2 separate regions of the Homo sapiens genome follow, and region 1 is linked to region 2. The links are chromatin loops, found by intact Hi-C in ENCODE. Cell type or tissue: prostate gland. All regions are shown on one strand. Each heading gives the region's core, and the rest is flanking DNA. Links, peaks and the distances in the headings are about the cores only.

The links. A loop is a pair of places that touch in the nucleus more often than their neighbours do. Peaks named below come from ENCODE experiments on the same cell type or tissue, not always from the same donor. Only the 100,000 strongest peaks of a DNase experiment are listed, where the experiment ranks them.
Region 1: a loop joins it to region 2, with 4 times the contacts of the local background. A loop is called at or near these places in 70 of 110 quality-filtered maps.

Annotation. Positions count from the first base shown.
Region 1 is chr3:169,955,304-169,967,595 of GRCh38, reverse strand. It overlaps SEC62 (SEC62 preprotein translocation factor), which reads right to left and starts at 789. Exons shown (of 8, transcript NM_003262.4): 1 at 738-789. The coding sequence starts at 773. It also overlaps the pseudogene FHL1P1. RefSeq lists an enhancer at 671-1,110. In prostate gland, for the core only: no CTCF peak of the experiment used is centred there; no DNase peak of the experiment used is centred there.
Region 2 is chr3:169,870,206-169,880,608 of GRCh38, reverse strand. No RefSeq gene overlaps it. Among named protein-coding and RNA genes, the nearest start is that of LRRC31, 5.5 kb to the right of the region's middle. In prostate gland, for the core only: no CTCF peak of the experiment used is centred there; a DNase peak (open chromatin) is centred at 8,908; H3K27ac peaks cover 2,208 bases.

The DNA of each region.
Region 1 (12,292 bases), core at 3,803-6,302, 91 kb before region 2:
TGTTATGTACGTTACTACGAGGATGACACACTGGCATGTGAAAGGTTTCTGGGCTCCACCAGCTCGTTGCAGCACCAACGAGGTTGTGGTTGTTTACACCACGTCGCCCGGAAAAAAGCCGGCAAGCTTCAAGTGGACTATTAAGTTAATAATATTGAAGGGAAAGAAGGGCAACGCAACTGAACATCTGGATGAGCAGATCCCTGCCTAGGCCCCGAGGCAGCTGACCAAGTCCAGATCATTCCCCCTTACGGTCTATGCGCACAAAGAACCAGCTGCTTTAGGTCAGTCCGCCGCCTCCTGCTACCCCTATTACCGTGGCCTTAATTTCAGGCCAGCTAAGGCCAGAGGATGGGGTGAAGGGAGGGGAGGAGCCCCGGGAAGGGTCAGCGTCTGCGCCCCAGGGGAGGCTGACCTTCCAGCTCAGGCCCGGGACAGCGCGACCACAGGAACTCCAGGCCCACAGCCGCGCCTCCGCAGCCGGATTCTGAGCGCGGCGCCTCCTTCCTTCCCCTGCTGCTCCACCACCACCTCCGTCTCTGTCTCCGCCGTCGCCAACACCGCCCCCCCTCAGGCCCCTCACAACGCGCAGCCTGCAGCCAGCTGCCTCGCGGCGGAACCCCACCCCACCCCACCCCACCTCGCCCTTGCTTTCGCTCGCCCTTTTAGGGGGCTTTCCCCGCCCCTTCCACTATCCAGCGCGCCGAAGCCCCCTGCCCAGAGCTCGGCTTTGCTACCTGGATCCGCTTCTTGTGTCTCCTGCGTTCCGCCATGTTGGCCGCTCCGCCCGGTTCCCTCTGACGTGGAGCGAGGAGGGGGCGGTGGAAACCTCGCGAGAACGCGCCCCGAGGCCCGTTATGTAATCCGCCGGCTGGCGCCCCTGGAATGGGGAGGTCGGCCGCCTGGCGGGGCCAGCGGTCCTTAGCGGTGCCTTCTCTCCCCTCTTCCCTCCGCTCCTGCTGTGCGGGAACTGGAGAATCGTTAGGACGTGGAGGAAGCAGAGAAGTGGATCAGAGAACAGGAGGGCTGGGAAGAGTCCTGGTTTCTCAATCCTGACTGAGCATCTGAATCACCTGAGAAGCTACTAAAATGCAGATTCCCCGACCCCATCCCCTTAGAGTCAGAGTCTGTGCATTTAGGGTGCGGCCTTTCTCAGAGGGATCGACTGAGACCTACTGAACCCTAGAAGTCTTTACCTGAGGCAGTTCCTGCAATGTACTGTATATTTCATGACATTCCATGTAAAAGATGACAAGACCGAGACCGTTGAGTGACAGAGATAAGAACTGACTTATCTAAGGCTCCACAGGTGGTAGATGGCAGAGCCGAGACCTGAGCCAATTATCTTTTCTCCTGCACTGTGCGGGGTAATACAGCTCGTTTAAAACAAGCTGGAGTCTCCATTCCGTTTTCCGCGTTGCTTCTCACAACTCACTGTTAGAATCCAGAAGTAAGAGAACCCGGGGAAGCGTAAGGAAGATGAATAGGACAAAGATTCTAAGAAGGTGGGAAGGAAGAAGGCTGCAGTCTATTTCAAGTCTGGTGAATTTCAATCACTGTAGCCTTTATTGTTATTTTAGAGCCACCTAGACCAAAAGAGAAGGAGCTCAAATTGCTGGTAAGTGCTTAGATAGAAATTCCCTTGACTGACTTTATAGAGATCTTTAAAGCGTTTTTAATTGTAGAAAATTGGGAAAATTCAGAATAGAAAGATGTTCTTTTTTTTTTGATGCTGAGTTTCGCTCTATATTGCCCAAGCTGGAGTGCAGTGGCGCAGTCTCGGCTCACTGCATCACCGAACTCCTCGTCTCAACTGATCTCCCTCCTCAGCCTCCTGAGTAGCTGGAACTACAGGCATGAGCCACCACACCTGGCTAATTTTTACTTTTTTTGTGTGGAGATGGAGTTTCCTTATGTTGCCCGGGCGGGTCTTGAACTCCTGGGCTCAAAACGATCCACCTGTCTCTGTCTCCTGAGTAACTGGAACTACAGGCGTGAGCCACTGTGACCGTTCAGTTTATTTTCTTATAGTATTCTGACTTTGTGTGTGTGTGTGCATGTGTGTTTGTATTTATATTTTTTCCTGTTTCCCAAATTGAGATCATATGCAATAAGGCAGCTGCTTTTTTCACTTAATGTTAGGTTGTAAGCGTTTATTATACCATTAAAATTTTTTTCCAGGTTTCCCATATTATATATCTAACCTAAGAGCAATTAAATATGTAAGTAAGGCAAATTGCAGCATCTTGATGCCTAATTTTTTAATAAAGTAAGATTGCTGAATTTTTTTTTTTTTTTTGGACTATGCAGTTCTGGTCTCAGGAGTCATTTAATTCCTTTCTCCTCTATAATCTATAATTTGGGTGTGTGTATAGTCAGGGATGGGGTGAGAAAGAAGTAATTATTCTTGCCAATTAACCCAAAACATAATATAGAATATGAAATGTCTTTATTTCCTTCAATCCCTCTACCCACCCAGAATGATGAATCTGTTTTGTGCTGTTTTATGTGGACATAAACACTGGACTATTTTATAGGAGACCTGGTCTATAAATGAAAATATTATTGCATTCAGTAGGTATTGAGTGCCTACTAGATAGATGTCAAATGTTAGGTTAGGACTATGGTGGGGAATAAAAATCCTTTATAGACAATGACTCATCCTCAAGTTACTGCCTTACTATTTTCTTCATCAGCAGAGCTTTAATTTAGTGTCCTCTTGTTCTGTCATTCACTCCTTAGATTACAACAATTTGGTTTCTACCTCCACCATCCAGTAACAATTATTTTGTCAAACCCAATACCTTCTCTCAGCTGGCATCTTACTCAGTATTTGACAATATTGACTGTTCTTCTTGACTTCTTTTCCTTCTTTGGCATGTATATCAACTTCTTTCTGATTTCTCGTTGACTTCTCTCCTTTTACCCAATTCTCACATGTTCCTGGCCACCGTTTTTATATGTTCACCTTCCTCTTGTCTCTTCTATTTGTGCATTCTGTTTACAGATTAATTCCAAAATACTGCATTCATGTTTAATTCCAGATTTCTTCTGGATGTTTCCACTGGATGTCCAACTAAAAATCACCATTTCCCCAGCAAAACCTGCCCCTTTTACTGTAAAAATCTAATAACTACATCGTTGTTCACTCAATTACTCATGCTAGAAACCTTGGATGCATCCCAACCATGCCTTTCTGCCAGTCAGTCACCAATCCTGTTGATTCTACAGCTGAGATATTTGGAATTCTTCCCTCCCTTATCATTCCCATTACCATTGCCTTGTTCAAGTCCTTATCATCACCTACGTGAACTAGTATTGCAATGGCCTTTTAATTGTTCTCCTCACTTCTATGCTCTTTACACTCCAGACCTTCTTCCTTCCATGACTCCCTGTTGTGTGTAGCAGCATGAATGATGGCTAATGTTCACACATATAACCTCAGATTTATGGGTCAAATTTCTGGGTCTCCTTTCCATTTAATATTTATATAAAAATATTTATATAAAAATAGCTCAAATCCTTTTCCCAGCACACCATCTATATTATTGATGGTGGCAGTAAGGAGTTTCCCCTAGCCACTTCTAGTTCCAACTTACTTTTGAATTTCCAATTTTACTCTTATTATTTGACAGTTATTTCTCTCCCAAACGAGGAGTATTTTTTGTTATTGTTGTTGTTGTTGAAGACAGGGTCTTGCTCTGTCGCCTAGGTAGGAGTGCAGTGGTGCGATCTCGGCTCACTGCAACCTCCGCCTCCTGGGCTCAAGGGATTCTCCCACCTCAGCCTCCTGAATAGCTGGGACCACAGGTCGTGCCACCACACCCAACTAAATTTTTTAATTTTTTGTAAAGACAGGTTTCTCCATGTTGCCCAGGCTGGTTTCTAACTCCTGGGCTCAAGCAGTCTGCCTGCCTTAGCTTCTCAAAGTGCTGTGACTACAGGCATGAGCCACTGCACCTGGCCCCTGTTCTTTCTTTTGCCAAAGCAAAACTATTAGTTACAAGAGACTTTACTGGAGATTTTTGAGGAAATGAGTTATATTTATTCATTCATTAAACAAATGTTTATTGAGGGCTTATTATGTGCCAGTCCTTGTTCTAGACACTGAGGATATACTAGTGTTCAAGAGGCAAACATCCTGCTCTTGTGGAGCTTATATTTTGGGAAGAAGAGAACAGACTGTAAAACACAAGAAGGCAAATTATATGGTACAGTCGTCCATCAGTATTGGCTGGGGATTAATTGCAGGACCCCTGTCAAAAATCTGTAACAGTGAATGACAGTGAGTAAATCAGGATTAGTTCTAGATTTTAGATGCTTAAATCTGCAGATGCTTAAGTTCCTCATAAAAAGTGATACAGTATTTGCATATAACCTATGCACATTCTCCCATATACTTTATATCATCTCTAGATTACTTATAGTACCTAGTACAATGTAAATGCTATGTAAATAGTTTTTATACTATGTAACTTTAAAATTTGTATTATTTTTATTGTGGTATTGTTATTTTCTGTTAATTTTCTTTCCCAAGTATTTTCAATTGGTTGAATCAGCAGATGTGGACCCTTGGATAGGGAGGGCCCACTGTATGTTAAAAGCCTTACAATAGAAACAAAGCAGGGTAAAGGGACTGCTTGCAGTGGGAAGGAGGATGTAATTGGAACTTAAATGGTCAGGGCAGTCCTCTTTGAGGAGATCCACTTTGACCAAAAACGGCATGAAGAAGAAGAAGGAGCAAGGCCAGTGGGTGTCCTAGGAAACCATACTTAAGGTAGAGTGAACAGCATTTACAAAAGTTCAGAGGTGGGAGAGTGCAGGTGTGTTTGAGTAATAGTATGGAGGTCAGTGGCTAAAGCAGATTCAATAGAGGAAGAGGAGTAGGTGATAAGATCAGAGGGAAATGGGGCTAGATTGTGTAGGCCATTTAATGACTTTGGCTTTCACTCTGAGTAAAATGAGGGCTTCAGAGGGTGTGCCACGATGGATTAGGGTTAGAAGAATGACATAAAATGGCTTCTGTTTAGAAAGGACCGTGATTGCTGTGTTGTGAATAGACTGTGAGAGGAGATACAGGGATAGAAGTGGGGACATAGGTTATTGCAGCAAACAGGTGAGAGATGATGGTGGCTTAGACTTGGGTGTTTGCTACAGAGGCAGTGGGACATCTTGGATTCTGGTTATATTTTGAAGGTAGAGTCAATGAGATTCTGAATATGAGGGAAAGAGAGGAATCAAGGATAACTTCAAGATTTTTGGTTTGACCAACCAGAAGAATGGAATTGTAACTTACTAAAATGAGAAATATAAGAGTGAAAGAAGTTTGGCATGAAAATATAGAAATTTAGTTTTTGGTGTGTTAATGTGAAGAAGCCTAATGGACATCCAAGAGGAAATATGGATTGCACAGCCACCTATATGAGAAGCAGATTTCAGGGAGAAGTCTTGGCTGGAGGTATAAATTTGGGAGTTGAATGGAATCAGAATATGTTGCCCCCCCAAATATGCCACTTTGGCATAAGGATAATTTTGACCTGAAGGCAAATGAGAAAATCAGACACAGCAAGAGCTCTCTGTCCTTATCTGCCTAAAAGAGCATAAATTCTCACAAAGGTGTCCCCATTCTTCTCCCATACCGAGACAAGGAAAACAACCCTTACCACCAGAAGTGGAGACAGCACCAAGATGAGTCTGCACAAAGAAACCTTACTATAATCCTTATCTACCATTAGTTTCCCCTATATTTTTACCTTCTCACAGTTTACCACCTGTATAAACCCAAACCCCCTTTTCTTTATCTAGTTACTTCTCTTCAATTTATCACCCTTTGTTAAGATGGCATATAAGCCCCGAAGTCTAACCACTTCTTTGATTTTTCACTTCTTTTCCATGAAGCCCTCATGAATGGTAAAAATATTAACATCAAATAAAATTGGTACACTTTTCTTCTGTTAATCTGTCTTTTGTCAGTTTAATGCATAGGCCTCAGGTACAGAACCTAACAGGATAGGGAAATGTTTTTCTTCCCCTACAGAGTTATCAGTGCATAGATGGTATTTAAGTCCAAGAACCTGAGGGATCACTTGCCTCCCACCACCCTCCAGGATGTCTCACAGACTTCTGCTTTTCATCCCACCTCTCTAATCCTTTCTTCTCAATCTTTCTTGCTGGGTTCTCCTCTTCCACTCTTCCTTCCAATGTTAGAATGCTAATGGCTTTCCTATCTCTTTATATGCTTTAATCCATAACATAGAGCCCACAACTTAAATAAGGAGTATTAGGTATTGATATCTAGGAGTTCCCTGGCCATCCCTGTAGGCCCTCCTCATGTCCTTTCCCACTGCTCCTGACTACCTGCCTACTTTTCTTCACTCACTCTAGAATACTTCCCACCCTTCTGAATCTCTTCTCTTTGCCCCTGGGCTCTGTCACTTCTCCCTAGGGTTGTCTCTGAAATTCAGAATTTTCCTTGCTTTATACAGTAGACAAATTGGGCTCTTTACTCTCTATTGGATTCCTTTGGACATGTTTTTGTAAATTAAGAAATTCATTACCATGTTGTGCTAAACAAAGCATTCTCCAATCTAGATCTCTCTCTCTGGAGGACTGATGAATAGGTAGGAACTTGAAAAAATTCAGTTTCCTGGGAACTTCCATCTCAGCAAGTGGAAGGGAATAATATAGAAATGTATTCCTATTGATCAGACTTATGCAAACTGGGAGCTGATAGGTTTAGTTTTTTGTTCTAAATAATACTTTCTCTGGGTCCATTTTATATGTTAAACATATATATGTGACAAAATCAAAGAGAAAATTCTAGGGAACTAGAGCAAATAACAGACCTTTTTTTGATGTCGTTTGTATAAAAGCAGTTTAGAATATGTAGTTAATAATGTTAGTGATTTAATGTTATCACAAAGAAAAAATAAATTTAATATAAAATAGCTCTAATATAAAATGCAATGAATCTAATATTATTTAAGAGGCAAATTAATATTTTAAAATAAGTTGATACTTCTACTCAAGAAATGGCATAAATTTAGCCAGGCATGGTGGCATGTGCCTGTAGTCCCAGCTACAGGGAGGCTGAGGTGGGAGGATTGTTTGACCCCAGGAGTTCGAGGCTGCAGTGAGCTGTGTTTGTGTCGCTGCACTCCAGCCTGGGGGACAAAGCAAAACTTCGTCTCTTAAGAAAAAAAAATGGCATAAATAAGACAGTAAGTATATAGAAAAACAAACACAAATACTGTTTTGAAAAAGTGTAACAAATTTTAACTTGCTAATACTAGACTAAGAATATATAAAAATAATCACTTCATCTTCTTAATTAAAATGGTAATTATTTTGCCATTTTGAACAGAAAAGGTAGCAGTATCATTCTCATTCACATATGGAGTTCTCATGGTTTCCCCTTACATTTGCTTCGTCAAGGTTCAATGCAAAAGGGAAATTAATGTAGTTTTTTAGTTAGAAAGATACTTAATTAGGAGAATTAAATGCTTCCAAAATCATTGAAAGTGTGAAGGACCATGTGCCATGTTGGTCCTGCCTGAATAACTGCCAGACCCTACAGGACTAACCAGCCGGGGGAACCTCTACCTTTGGGGAGCCAGGAGGCCACTGTGACAACACTGTGTTCAGTAGACTACTAGGAGAGCTGTGATCCAATTGCCAGGAAGCCAGGATCAGAAAGTTCTTGCCAGCACTGCTGCTGTTGCCTCCTACTCTCACAAAGATCAAGACTGCATGCTAGAGTGATGCTGTAGAAAAACCATCTCCATGACCTTGCTGGGCAGCAGCAGCAGGAAGATGGCCTCCTTGTCACATTTGTCCTTCTGATATTCTACCAGTGCATCTAATTAGAACTGGAACTCTAGTTGAGGGAGTCTGGGAAATGAAGACTAGCTTTCCATCTTTTGCTGTGTGCCAGTTGACCATATCTAATATCACTGTCTTCTTTCTTAAGGTAACCACTTCACTCCTACCTTTTCACCTTCCTAAAGAACAACTGTGAGACCACTCTTCTCCCGTCACTCCTCTACCTCACCATTTATGCTTCCACACCTACGTGTTTTCTTCTTCTTCTTTTTTTTTTTTTTTCTTCTCCTTCCCACCTGGCCTATCCTTCAAGGGTCAGGTAACATGTTACCCCCACAGTGGAAGCTTCTCTGAATTATTTCTTCAGCAAACTCAATTGACCCTTTTTCTGGGCTCCTACAACATTTTGTAAAAATCACTGCTATAGTACATATAATTGACATCATAAGTTGTTTTTCTTTCTGCCAGACTGTGAACCTTTCAAGGGCAGGTACTATGTTTTAGTTTTCTGTTCTCAATGTCTAGTCCAGGGTCTGGCTCAGAGTAAATAAATTGTTGATGGAGTGAATAATAAATGATGAAAATGGCATAATCTTTGTCCTCTGGAGCTTTAGTAAGTGAGGGAAAGATATTTATGAGGCAGACAAAATTCTACTGAGAGGTCTTCATCATATCCCAAAGACTCTATTTTCTATATAGTCCTCTGTGGAATTTAGAGACAACCAATTTGACAAGAAGCTTCCCTAGATTTGGTTGAGGAAGCCCTTCCCTGTGCAAGAAGAGAGATTCTGGGAATCAGTCATTTGCCCAGTTTCTTGTAAGTGTAGACTTACCTGAGAACAGAGACATGTAAACATCCACTCTCTCAACCTATCTCCAATCCAGCAATTTGAGAGGAAGTATAGGGTTTGGCAAAGCTAAATCTCCAAAATGAAAACCTCTTGGGCAAGTAAAGGCAGCTAAACCTCATAAGTTGTTAGTATACCCAGACTTTGTTTCTTGTGCAAGCCCATCTATTAAGATGGACAGGCATGATGGTTCATGCCTGTAATCCCAGCTACTTGGGAGGTTGAAGTGGGAGGATCTTGGTTGAGCCTAGGAGTTCAAGCTATGATCATGCCAGTGCACTCCAGCCTGGATGATAGAGAGATCCTGTCTTGAAAATAAAAAAAGAAGATGGAAAGGGGAGTGGGATGGCAAAGGTCAAGAAGGAAGACTCAGCACAGAATCCAGGGAAGTTATGAGGGCCAAGGAAACTAAGACTTCCAGACCTGGACCTCACTTGCCGATTGGGAAAAAATCCTCAAACCTATTCCTTCTTACACTGGCCTCAGATGATTTTCTGACAACTCTTGTACTCATGTGCTGTTGTCCAGCTGATGTTTAATAATGTGGATGTCTCTGAAATGAAAAGAACAATAGGCCAGCAAACCTTACAGACTGGATATTTTACCTTTTAGGTAAATATTTAAATAATTTGGCAGAGGTTGTTATAAGTAGTAATTATGGGTCCACCCCTAAATTAAGGCTACTAGTTATTCAATTATTTTTCCTTGAGTATTTATATAAGAAACTACTAAACGATAACACTTTATAATCTTCCGTGTCATGTAAGAAATGTTCCGCTTCCTGTGGCTCCAATTATTCTATCATTTTTTTTTATTCTACATATTGCCTCTAGGTTATACAGTTTTTTTCCTTCCCCTGGTAAATGAAATCACTACATTTAAAGTGGTATATTGCTATATTTTAGGCAAACAGCAAAAAATATAATAGGTTTCTTGCCTAAGCTGTACCTCCTAAGGAAAGGGATTTGGGGGTCTTGATTTTTCATCTGCCAAATGGAAAATCTTCTATCCATTTTCACCCAGTAACTGACAATCTGAAGGTCAGTGTATTTAGTGCTCGATTGTCATAATAAAATAGTCCCCAGCAGAGATGTCTTCAGATTATTGCAAGGGCAAACCAGGATTACTGAAATATTTTCACATACAATTGTTATACTGACCTTCAACTTCTGATAATAAAATAAATGCTGAAATTTTAGAGAGTGCTTTTAAGAAATGCCTGAATAAGCCAACATTTGACTAATCAAAGGATAAGTTTACTTGTCCAGTTTTAAATTCAAGCATGAATATAATTTTTGTAATTAATATGTATCTTTACACTCTCTACAAACCAATATTGTAATAAGTGAATTTTGCTGTCTTAGTTTTTAAAATTTATTTTTATTATTCCCAACTTGTCCTTTTGAAATGCTTTTAGACTTATTGAGAAAGTTGCAAAAACTAATATGAAGAATTTTCACATACTTTTTACCTAGCTTCTACAAATATTATATTATGTAACTATAGTACCATTTTTGAAACAGGAAATGAACTTAGTATTACTAAGTAATCTACAGACCTTATTCAGATTTTGTCAGTTGTCCCATTAGTGGACTTTTTCTGTTCAGGATCCAGTCCAAGCTCACCAGTTGCATTTAGTTTTCATGGTTCCTTGGTCTCCTTTAATCTGGGACAGTTCCTCAGTTTTTCTCTTTCATAACTTTGACTCTTTGAAGAGTACTGGCCAATTATTTTGCAGAATGTTCTTCAATTTATGTTTGTCTGTTATTTCCCAATGATTTAATTCAGGTTATACGTTTTGTCAAGAATATCATAGAAGTGACATTGTACCCTTCTCAGTGTGTCTTGTCAGGAGGAAAGTAGTTGATGTGTCTTGTCATTGGTAATGAGGCACTTTGATCACTTAGTTAAGATGGGATCTGGCAGGTTTCACTGCTGTAAAGTTACTGTTCTTTCCTTTGAAATTAATATGCATCTTATGAGGGGATACTTTGAAACTATGTAAGTATTCTGTTTTTCATCATACTTTTGTCTATTAATTTTAGTATCCATTAATTATCTCTGCCTGACATATTTATTACTGTGGTGTTTACCAAATTGTGATTTTCTATTTCTGTCATTCCTTCTACATTTATTGTGATACTACTGTAGGGAAGAGTTTATTTACTCATTTACTTATTATCAATTTGACCTGATCCTCTAGAGAGTATCAGTTAGATGCGATTTGTGAGTGAGAGTCAACATGGTGACCTTTGTACATCCATCTACCATGGTTCTGTTGGCATCCACCGATTTATGCCAGGGGTGCACAGCTTTCCAAGAAAAAGACTTGAAACTCTGTGAAAGCATATAAAACATGGTCTGATGGACTAGTGTGGTCCTCATGAGGGCACGAGTTTTGGAAAGAACAGTGTGGGACATAAGAGGAAGGAGCACCCTGTAAGAGAAGAAGGAGCCCAGCCTGGAAAGTTAGACCCAGAAATAGAGCATGGGCTTCAGATGGGGTGGAGATTTTAGATTATTGCTGTAGAATTTACCTCAACACAGACTTCTAGCAGTAGGTATGATCCTTGGCAAAAGTTGTTTAGCGTATTAATTAAAGGAACTGTGAGAGTAAATGGTCTAATACATTAGATCCACACAACCTTACTGTGGGACCCTGTACTGCTGCACCTGAGTGTCACCCAGATGGGGTATTGTCCTTTTCACTTTGTAAGGTCAACTGTTTGGATCTGTAGTCTCAAGGACATTTCAGTTCCAGCTTTACCAGCACAGCTGCAGGACTGTAGCTCATTGACACTAGATGTAGCTCTAGGCATTGTTGAGTTTCCACTCCACCAGGACCCAGGGATAGCCATGGGCTCAGGAGTTGTTTCAGTTCTGAGTGATGCTTCTATGGAACCACCTGCCACAGAGGATGTGTTCAGCTCACCAGAATGGGAAATAATGACAATGACGGGCTCATAGGCACATGTAATATCCCTGAAGTCTATAGCAAATTTATAGAAATAGGGACACTATTAAACATTGGATCTCTCAGAAAAAGGCCCTTGCCAGATGACAGCCCTTTGGCCTTGGACTTCCCAGCCCCCAGAACTGTGAGCCAATAAATTTCTGTTCATTATAATAATAATAAAAAACTGGATCTCTTACATGCAGTTGAGCAAGTAGGAGGGGGGGTACTATTGAGGCTTAGGCATTAATATTATGTTAAACAATTTTAAATTGGGAGACCATTAGGCTGGAGTGACTTCGAGCAGGTTAAGTTCCTACATAAGTAAACTGAAGCCCAGTATGAGTGTGAGTCACTCATATTGCTGGAAGAGTGTAAATGGGTGCAACCTCCAGACAATGCAATTTTGCAGCATCTGTGAAAATTTTAATTACATAAGCACCTTGGCCCAGAATTCCACTTGCAAGAATGTGTCCTACAGATATGCCTGTACCGATATGAAATTGTATATGCCATACATAATAAAAAGTTTGGAAAGAGCCTGAAAAAGTCTATCAGCTGGCTAAATGAGACTGGTTAAATAAATCATGATAGTCATACATGATGAGATGTCATACAACATTTTAAAACAGTGAGGAAGCTCTTTAAGTACTGTTGTGAAATAATCTCT
Region 2 (10,403 bases), core at 7,904-10,403:
TCTGTAAGCAGGTCATCCTGTCGAATGTTCGGCTCTCAGCAGAGAGGAGGCCCTGGAGAGGGTGGCTCCTCTTGGCAGGCAGGACATCTCTGCAGCTCTCAGCAGAGAGGGTAACTCCTCTGCAGCTGGTTGTTGCGTCTGTCTCTCTGCCTTCTTCACCCTCTGGCCATCCTCTGCCCTGCTGGCTGAGCCTAGGACTTTTACAGACCTCAGAGGGGAGGAAGTGCATGCTGATTGGTCCATGGGCAGCCATGGGTGGGTCTGGAAGAGGCATCCCGAGTCTCCACTCTAGTCCACAGGACTGGCAGCCCAAGCCCCCAGCCTTCAGGCCCTCCCTGGCCTGAACATGGGGACTTACTGGGGACCTGCCCCCTTCTGCCCAGGAATCAATCTGCTTCCCACTGCCATTTATGGCCCCAACCCCACTCTGAGATCAGAGTAGGTTCTGGGACCAGAGGCACCAGGCAGTGGGAGCAGACACCTCTGAGCCTGCAGGCTGCAAAGATGCCCAGGTCCTGTGCCTGGGAGGGTGGCTGTTCCTGCCAACTCAGAAGGGGTGGGGTTCCTGCTTGTCCCTGGCTCCTGCCTGCTCTGTGGAGCAGGAGGCCCAGCTCTGCAGCTGCAGGTCTGGCAGTTGCTGTGGCAACCAGGCAGGCAGACCCTGCCTACTCCTAGCCCCCTCCAAGAGCACAGGGAGGCTCGGATATACAACCACAGTTTGGGTGGCTGTAGCCCCACTCAGGAGGGCAGGGCTCCCACCAGCTCCATGGATTGTGCAGTCCCAGCCATGCTTCCCTGCTGTAGCCAGCATCACTGGGATGGTAGAAGGTGCTGGTTCCTACAGGAGGAATAGGATAGACCCCTTGGTGACCTCATGGCAGGGGTATGTGCTCAACCTCTCAACTTGCTTAACTCTTTCCCAACTGGGAAGAGCTCTGTGCCACTCCACAAGGGCTACTGGGATATAGGAAAATATGACAGGAGGGTGGTAAGTGACCATTCATTGTTTGTTTCAAGAATACCCGAGTCAGTTTTGGAATAAGAGACTGAACTCTTTAACAGAGCCCACAGGCCCCACACAATCTGGCTTCTACATGTTTCACAAGTCTCATGAACTGTTGCCCCACTTTCTCTTGTCCAGCCACACTGGCCTTTTATTTTTCAGATTCACTGTACCCCTCCCTGACACAGAACCTCAGCCTGGAATATTCTTTAACTGGCCCCTCCTATTTGTTCTTAAATCAACCCTCCCATTGAATCTCAGACCTCAGGATGCCTGTATTCTATGCTCTCTGGACAAGTTCTACTTTCTTCATAACATGAGTCACGGCCAGAATTAAATAATGACTTATATCTAAGTTAAAAATAAGTTAAAAATAGATGTCTCCCCTGCCAGACAGGAACGTCCATGAGGGCAGAGACCTTGCCTTGCGCACTAGGAGATTCCCAGTGCCTAACAATGCTTCGTACGTGGTTGGTGCTAAGTACGTGGTTGGTGCTCAGTAAGTACATACTTGGTGCTCAGTAAGTATACTTGGAGTGAATGCACTCCGTCTCCCTGCTCCGACTTTGCTGCATCTCTCACTGGACATTGGCTCCCATGATTGCTGCAGCAAGGGAAGACGGCTGGAAAAATTGAGCACTGGCTGTTAAATGCTTCTGCCTGGGAGTGTCGCATCTCAATTACACGAACATTTTGATGGCCAAAGCAAGTCACAAGGCCACCTAAATTCAAAAAGGTAATCCAGGGAGAGGAGTAGAATGGCAGGTACTGGTGTGTAATAGTAATGTTTATCGCAGCCTCCTACCCAAGAAACTGACCTAAACATTAAGGTTGGGATAGGACGAAGGGTTGATTGTTCTGTAACTGGTGACTTGAGTTTTACCTCCTAAAATAAGTGCACTGCATTCTTTGCTCTAAGGAATATTTTTCCCATTTCACTCTTATTGTCATATTGTCATGTTCTTTACTGGCTAATGTGCTTTCTTTTTTTCTTTTCTTTTCTTTTTTTTTTTTTTTTGAGACAGAGTTTTGCTCTTGTTGCCAGGCTGGAGTGCAATGGTGTGATCTCGGCTCACCGCAACCTCCGCCTCCCAGGTTCAAGCGATTCTCCTGCTTCAGCTTCCCGAGTAGCTGGGATTATAGGCATGTGCCACCACACCCAGCTAATTTTGTATTTTTAGTAAAGATGGGGTTTCACCATATTGGTCAGGCTGGTTTCGAACTCCCGCCCACCTGGGCCTCCCAAAGTGCTGGGATTACAGGCATGAGCCACCACGCCTGGCTAAATGTGCATTCTTATCTTGGCAGCCCTAAGCTCAGGGCTTTACCAGAAATGCCCCTGTGACAATGAACTTTAGGTCAATAACAGAATCTGCTTACCCGGGCAGGCTCTTTGAGTATTCATTGCCTTCACAGGACAAGCAGATTTAGTCCCTTTGTTACATGTGAACCATGGATGGTTTGCTGTTGCTCTCCCTCATTTGCCTTGAAATACAGTTGCTCTTGGAGCTTTGCAGAATGGGCCTGCCTCAGCATCAGTCACACATTTATGAACATCTGTGACCTATAATGCCGTTACCGGGTATTAATAGGTGCAAAGAAATACAACTCATGGCTGTTGTCCTTAAGGAACTAACTGCCCAGCTGAGGAAGCAAGATGTTAATACCTTAAATTACTTATTACTTAAATTCATGGCTATGTATTTTTAAATACAGGTCAGGCAATACAAGAATTTCAGAGGTGAGAAAGCTCCACACAGCCAGTTACATAGTCAAAGTCTATGGGGATGTGGGAGGTGAGCTGGCTTGGGGGTGGTAGGACTCGGGTTTTGGAGGCTGGATGGCCCTCCTGAGCCTGGGCTTCTCCAGGGAGAGCCTGGGAGAAGATCAGGGAGGAAAAAGAGCACAACACAGATAGTGGAGCGAGGGCACCTACCATCAACAGCTGGGTGGAGGATGCCATAGAGCAGCAGGGGAGAAATGCTGAGAGCACAGCACTTCACCCAACAGTGGCCTTCCCTTCCCTTTGTCTTTCTCAGGTCATGTCAGTTCTGACCTCAGGCTTTCCCCAGGTCATAATGTAACCAGGCAGCTTAAATTCAAAATGCATTTTAAAACTTTTTTTTCTTTTTTTTTTTTTTGAGACGGAGTCTTGCTCTGTCGCCAGGGTGGAGTGCAGTGGCGCAATCTTGGCTCACTGTAACCTCTGCTTCCCAGGTTCATGCCTCCCCGGTTTAAGCAATTCTCCTGCCTCAGCCTCCTGAGTAGCTGGATTACAGGTGGGTACCACCATGCCCAGCTAATTTTTGTATTTTTAGTAGAGACAGGGTTTTGCCATGTTGGCCAGGCTGGTTTCGAACTCCTGACCTCAAGTGATCCACTCGCCTCAGCCTCCCAAAGTGCTGGGATTACAGGTGTGAGCCACTGCACCCAGACTGTATTTTGTTTTTAATTCCACAGGTATTTCAAAGAATCTCTGGGGAGGCTTAGAAGCTGCACTTATGGCACCAGGAAGCATGAATCATGCAGAATCCATTCTGAAGACATGGCCTTGGCTGTGGCAATTATATTAGGCTTCGAAGGCAGTAGGGGCCAAGGTTCTAGCAGAGAGCCTAGCCTGCCGCATCAATGGGGTCAATGGTGCAGAACGTGGTGTCTGCACTCAGCGGTAACAAGGAGAAAATAGAGATTAAAATTATTTGTCTCCTTTTGCCCAGCTTTGATTAAAAAGAAATAACTAAGACAAAACATCCATAAAGATGATGTGCTATGAAAGGCCTGAGTTGAAGTGACTTTCTGGGAGTGCTAGGTAACTGTTTGCTTGCTCTAGTTCATATTAAGAGAAAACTTTCAGCTTGCCTAAATGCTTTTAATGTATTTAAGCAACTTCAATGTAATTTATAATTTCTAGACTTGAAATAATTTGCTTGAATTTAGGATTTTTTTTTTGAGGAAATTGTTAGTTCACAAAATGCCTGTTATCCTTTACTTAAGTTGTAAATGACATCACTAGTATATATTTTCTATATTTTCATTTTTCTCCAGAAGGTTGTAAAAAGCCAGAACAGCTTTTAGTTCTTTGAGATTGTCACTGTGATTTCTCATCTCTCTTTCCCAAAAGACTTAATAAGAAAAAAAATTAATTTAAATTGTTTCTGTCAGATTCAGAAAACTCTAAATATAATAAGTAAGAGTTTTGTTCAGGAAATGCATCCCTTTTACCTTTTGTGTGCTGTGTACCTCTGCATTTCCAAATAACATGCTTATACTGTTATTTCATTTTTAGGTATTACCTATTGTCCTCTTTGTAGGACAAATGAGGATTTATTTCTGTTACATGTTTGCAAATTTCCCCTTTCCTCGGCATTCCAATATGGTTATTCCTGAGTTTTAACATATAGTGTTTATACTATTATGGCAATGTAAAAGTTGTTCACAGCTTAACCACAAAATATACCAAAAATGTGTAAGTTCACTCATTTAATGTGTACAATTCAATGACTTTAAATATATTCACAGTTGTGCAATCATCACCACAATCAATTTTAGGACAATTCCACATTTCTGTAGAAATGTGGAAATGAAACTCTATATCCTTTAGTTATAATATCCCTATCTCCTCACCCAATGTACAACTATTAATCTACTTTGTTTTATTCTGGCTATTTAATATAAACGGAATAATATATGTGGCCTTTTATGTTTGACTTCTTTCACTTAGCATATTTTCAAGATTTATTCATATTCAGTTATGTATCAATACTTCATTATATTTTTGTGCCTGAATAATATTGTTACTGGATCTTTGGGTGTCTATTTTCTTCCTGAAAACCCTGTGGCTGGTAGCACCTTTGCCTGAGTTCTTGTCCTGTGTCCAGGAAGAATGAGGTACACAGACAAGTGGATGGTGAAGAAGATGAAGAGGAGCTTTATTTAGTGTTAGAACAGCTCAGAGGAGACCCACAGTGGGTAGCTCCCCTCTGTAGGCAGGCAGGTCATACCCTCAGTGTTCAGTGCTCAGCAGAGAGGAGGCCCTTGGAGAGGGTAGTTCCTCCCTGCAGGCAGGTCATTTGGTCATTTGGTGGTCTCTGCAGATCTCTGAAGTTCTCAGCAGAGAAGGTGGCTCCTCTCTGCAGCTGGTTGTTCCCTCATCTGCTCAACTCTGGCTGAGCCCAGGGCTTTCATGGGCCTCAGAGGGGTTATTGTTGGAGGACTGGGTAGACTCCAAACTGCAACAACAGCTGGGTGTGGTGGCTCATGCCTGTAATTCCAGCACTTTGGGAGGCCAAGGTGGGCGGATCACTTGAGGTCAGGAGTTCAAGACCAGCCTGGCCAACGTGGTGAAACCCCATCTCTACTAAAAATACAAAAATTAGCTGGGTGTGGTGGTGAGCACCTGTAACCCCAGCTACTTGGGAGGCTGAGGCAGGAGAATTGCTTGAACCCAGGAGGCAGAGGTTGCAGTGAGCCAGGATCGCACCACTGCACTCCAGCCTGGGCGACAGAGCTAGAGTCCATCTCAATAAATACATAAAAACAAACAAACAAACAAACAAACAAACAAACAAAAAACCCCACTTCACCATCAACATTTTCATCTTGCCCAGAAACTGCTATCTAGAAGTTCTTCTGTTCTCTGGATTTTCTCTTGACTTATGAACCATACATCGTCTCATCTCTTAACACTCTAAGTATAATAGTGATTTGTAAAAGTCCCTTCTTCTCCCCACATTGTCTTTATTTTCCAAGTTTCATTTTTCTTACTGTTTCTGCACCTTGGTGTTATGTCAGAATCTTTCCTCAAATATCTTGACATCCTTGGTGCTCCACGCATATGTAGATTATGCATTATACTGGAATGTCTGTGTACAAAAGTAGGGCCTGTCAGTCAGTGGGTTTCTTTGTAACGTGCTTGGGCAGGGACAGATTCATTTAGCTGAAGGACTTTCAACAGTCAATATCTAGGTTTTTTCTCTTAGGCTGGCCAGTTTCTTCAGATAGTTGTCATCCACTCCACCTCTGTTATGTGGCGAAGTGGGTAGTTACATTTGGTTGTCAGGGTGTTCTTGGAGGAACAGAAGAGGGAATAGGGACGGGTTTCATAGCTCAGTTATAGACTTTACTTAAGCTCCTTTCAGATAAGGTATTCAAAACTTGACCAGTGTCTGAGTCTGGATCTTCTATGTTTCGACGTGTCGTGAAAATAAACATTCTTCTGCCAAGATGGGGAAGGGGTAGCCTCCTGGCTGCCCGAAGTGAGAAATAGAATTTAACAATTTAACCTCTTACAAATGTTTCGCGAATCATCTTGTGTGCAGCTCTACCCACACATCTCTTTCCTTCAGAGTTACCTTGTGCTGTCAATTACTGAGACTTTCGGGATTCTGACGTTTGAAAAATTTGTTCTCCCAATCCATGCAGACACTTAACTTTAAAGTCAGTTAAACTCATCCTCTTGCTCTCTAGTTTTCAAAGTTGTGTTAACATCTATCCAGTTCTCCTTATCCTTACAGATTTATGATTTTTTTAAAAATCTGTTGATTAAATAGGGTTTCAAGAGAAGTGGAGGTAAACACATATTTACCTCTGCCATCGTTTTAGTAGAACTTCCATATCATTCTTTTAATAAATTCCTTTTCTGCTTAAATTAACTAAAAATAGTACAGTGAACTAAAGTACTACAAATATATCTACAATAATGCCTCTTTAAGACAAGAGTTCTGAATAAGGCTGAACTAAGCTCATCAGACATAGAACTCAAGATACTGCGTGCCACCACAATGCCTTAGAACTGAGTGACTGAAGCTTTTTTTTTTCCGATTACCTAGGATTTTTATTTTATGCTTATTAAAAATCTATTTAGTAGTTAGGCATGGATTTTCTAAAATCATGTCACATTTGTGGATACATAAGAAGGAAAATAAAAGTAGAAATTGATTACTGTATTCTTAAAACTTTACATTTGGAGTTCAGTCCTCTGAATCACTTTCTATTTTTTTTTGAGATGGAGTCTCACTCTGTAGCCCAAGCTGGAGTGCAGTGGTGCAATCTTGGCTCACTGCAACCTCTGCCTCCTGGGCTCAAGCGATTCTCGTGCCTCAGTCTCACGAATAGCTGGGACTACAGGTGCACACTGCCACACCCGGCTAATTTTTTGTATTTTAGTAGAGATGGGGTTTCATCATGTTGCCCAGGGTGGTCTTGAACTCCTGAGCTCAGGAAATCTGCCTGCCTTGGCCTCCCCAAAGTGCTGGAATTACAGGTGTGAGACACTGCACCCAGCCTGAATCACTTTTTAAAAATACACTTAAAAATGTTTTAATTGTGGTAAAAACTACAGAACACAAAATTAACCATCTTGACCATTTTTAAGTATACAGTTCAGTAGTGTTAAATATATTCACATTGTTGTACAACAGATTCACAAAGTTGTACAAAGACGAACTTTTTCATCTTGCAAAACTGGAACTTTATACCCATCAGACGACTCCCTACTTCCCCTCCCCCTAGCCCCTGGCAAACACAATTTTTACTGTTTCCATGAATTTGGCTACTTTAGATACTGCATAGAAGAGGTGTCATACAGTATTTATCTTATTGTGACTGGCTTATTTCACTTGGCCTAATGTCCTCAAGATTCATTCATGTTGTAACAGGCAACAGAATTTCCTTTCTTTTTTTAATGAAATAAGACTGTGGAGAAAGAAAAATGCATCTCCCTTTGACAAACAACATTGAAAATATGATTCACTCTGAAACATTACATCAAAAAATGAAAGACTGGCTAGGTGCGGTGGCTCACGCCTGTAATCTCAGCACTATGGGAGGCCGAGGTGGGCGCACCACCTGAGGTCAGGAGTTTGAGACCAGCCTAGTCAACATGGTGAAACCCCGTCTCTACTAAACATACAAAAATTAGCCACGTGTGGTGGCGGATGCTTGTAATCCCAGCTATTTGGGAGGTTGAGGCAGGAGAATCACTTGAACCCAGGAGGCAGAGGTTGCAGTGAGCCAAGATTGCGGCACTGAATTTCAGCCTGGGCAACAGTGAGACTCCATCTCCAAAAAAAAAAAAAAAAAAGAATAAAGAAAGAAAGACCTTTAAAGACATTCCTCAAAAATTTTAAATTATATTAAACCCAAACCTAAGGATTGACAAGAAAGGAAAGGTATTCCTTACTTTTGCAAAAGTAATAAATAAAAAGAGCTTACATGCAAGAGAAATGACGTGTCAAATATGTATTATTACTCTTGAGGCTTCATGGCAAAACCTTAACTATTAAGAATATAGTAAATATGGAAAGTATCTGCTCAATTAATATTGATGAGTTGAATTGAAATATCAGCCATTTCTTATTCCTAAGGGCTCTTAAGTGAATGCTTTTGACCCTGGTAGAAGGGACAAACCCCCAGTTTTTAGCTGCTGTATTGTGGTGGTTGTGCTGTGATCTGCAAATTTTCCCAAATTCCTTTTCCAGGGATTTCCTTTATAAAGTCCAGTTCAGGGATAAGGAGGAAGCGGAAGGTTTACTGAAGCTAAGATTTTAAAGATGGACTTGGTTTGGGAAGCCTGAGGGCTTATTAAAGTTTTTATATAAAGAGGAATTTCCCAGACATATTTTCAAGAAAAAATTATTATTATTTTTAAATATGAGTATGGTAACCTAGCACTTAACTACTATACATGAAGAAATGTGCAAATGCTTCCCCCTTTTCATTCAAAAGCCTTCCTTCCTCTGGCATGGTCCTTTCTTGTTGCCTTATTAGCCTCCTGGTTGCTTTCTATTCTCCTGTTCCTTTCCTCTCCTTCACATCCTCTTCTGTTCCTTGGTTCTTGTGTTTCTTGGCTTCCTGGCTCCCCTGTTCCTTAGTGTACTGATCTTCACAGAGAACTGGCTGGGCCTCAGAAGCTGGGTGTGGTTTCACCTGGGTAAATTACCACATCCTGGAGCACCCTCCAGCACTGTTTTCTTAGGACTTGGGGAGTTGGAGTCAGTGCATTTGGGGGGAGGATAAAAAAGTGAAACCATTTACTGAGCTAGCTCCCCAGAGAATAGCCCTGTCTAAATCTCCAAATGGTGAAATTGGCTGAAAATGACCATGGAGGTGTCCTGGGTGGGGGGCCAGAAGAGTAGCAAATTGAGAAAGGCCTGGGGTGATGGTGGAATCAGGGTGAGGCAGCCAGGGCTGCAGGTCATGTTTAGATTTATGAGTTAGCGCCCCTTTCCTTCTTCTTTTCCACCTAACCCCCTGAGACTCTAGTCAGCTGTGCTGCTGTGCATGGAGTAATTGTTTAGTTCCACTGCTGTCTGTTGCTGGGTAAACCAGGGCTGGGCCCTGCTCTAATATGAAAGGAAGATTTTAAAAGAAAAATGGAATGTCCAATTGTGACTTCCAAAGCAGTGCTCCAAGTGCATGGAACATTCCAGCCCTCACGAGTGGAGGTGGGCTCTGCAAGGTCCATTTTTAGGATTCCCTGTGTAAAATGTTTCTTGGACCATTCTGGAACATAATGTTACAGAAAGAGCTATTTTATTAGAGAGGAGACTATGAAAACTGTAATTTCAAGAATACTTCTGCTGGGCATGATGGTTCACACCTTTAAGCCCAGCACTTTGGGAGGTCGAGGTGGGCGGATCACTTGAGGCCAGAAATTCAAGACGAGCCTGGCCAACATGGTGAAAATCCATCTCTATGTCAAAACAAAACAAAACACTTCTGTGTATCCCTTTAGTTTAAGTCCTTAGCCCTCCCATAAAATATAAGCAAATTTCAGGAGAGATAATAGATTGACCTTTACGAATCCTTTTTAGCTTCAATTCATACCAGACCTCACCCCTAACCTCCACACCCCCTGACCCACATCCCCACCTCCAATGCTAGGCTCTTCCAGCCGTTCCTGCCTGGGAGCTCTTGAGCTTACCCTTTCTTCTGCCTGGGATACTCTTCCCTCTCTTAAAAAGCTAACTCGCAGTCCTTCAAAACCCAGGCAATGTCACTCACTGTTCCAAGTCTGTTCTCCAAGGCATGCTTAGTTTACTGTGGGTTCCCTGACCACCTCCCATCTCTTGGCTCTTGTCCCACTCAATCAATGGCATACAGGTCCATCTTCCCACCAGGTTAAGATCCCATCAAAGACAAGAACTGTCTCTTGTTCGTCATTGAATCTTTTGCATTTAGAACATTAACTGGCCCACAGTAGATTCTTTAAAACTATTTATGGAATGAATGAATTCTTTACTGCCAACATGTTTCAGTGGGGTGGTGGTGCAGGGTTGGGGGTAGAGAAAATATGAATATGCAAAGAGAAAAAGGAGCTTATGTGCAAAGGAAGGAGGTGGGGGTCACCAGAAGGCAGAGGTCGCTGAAGGCAAACTCCTCTGGGGACAGCTTTGCAAAT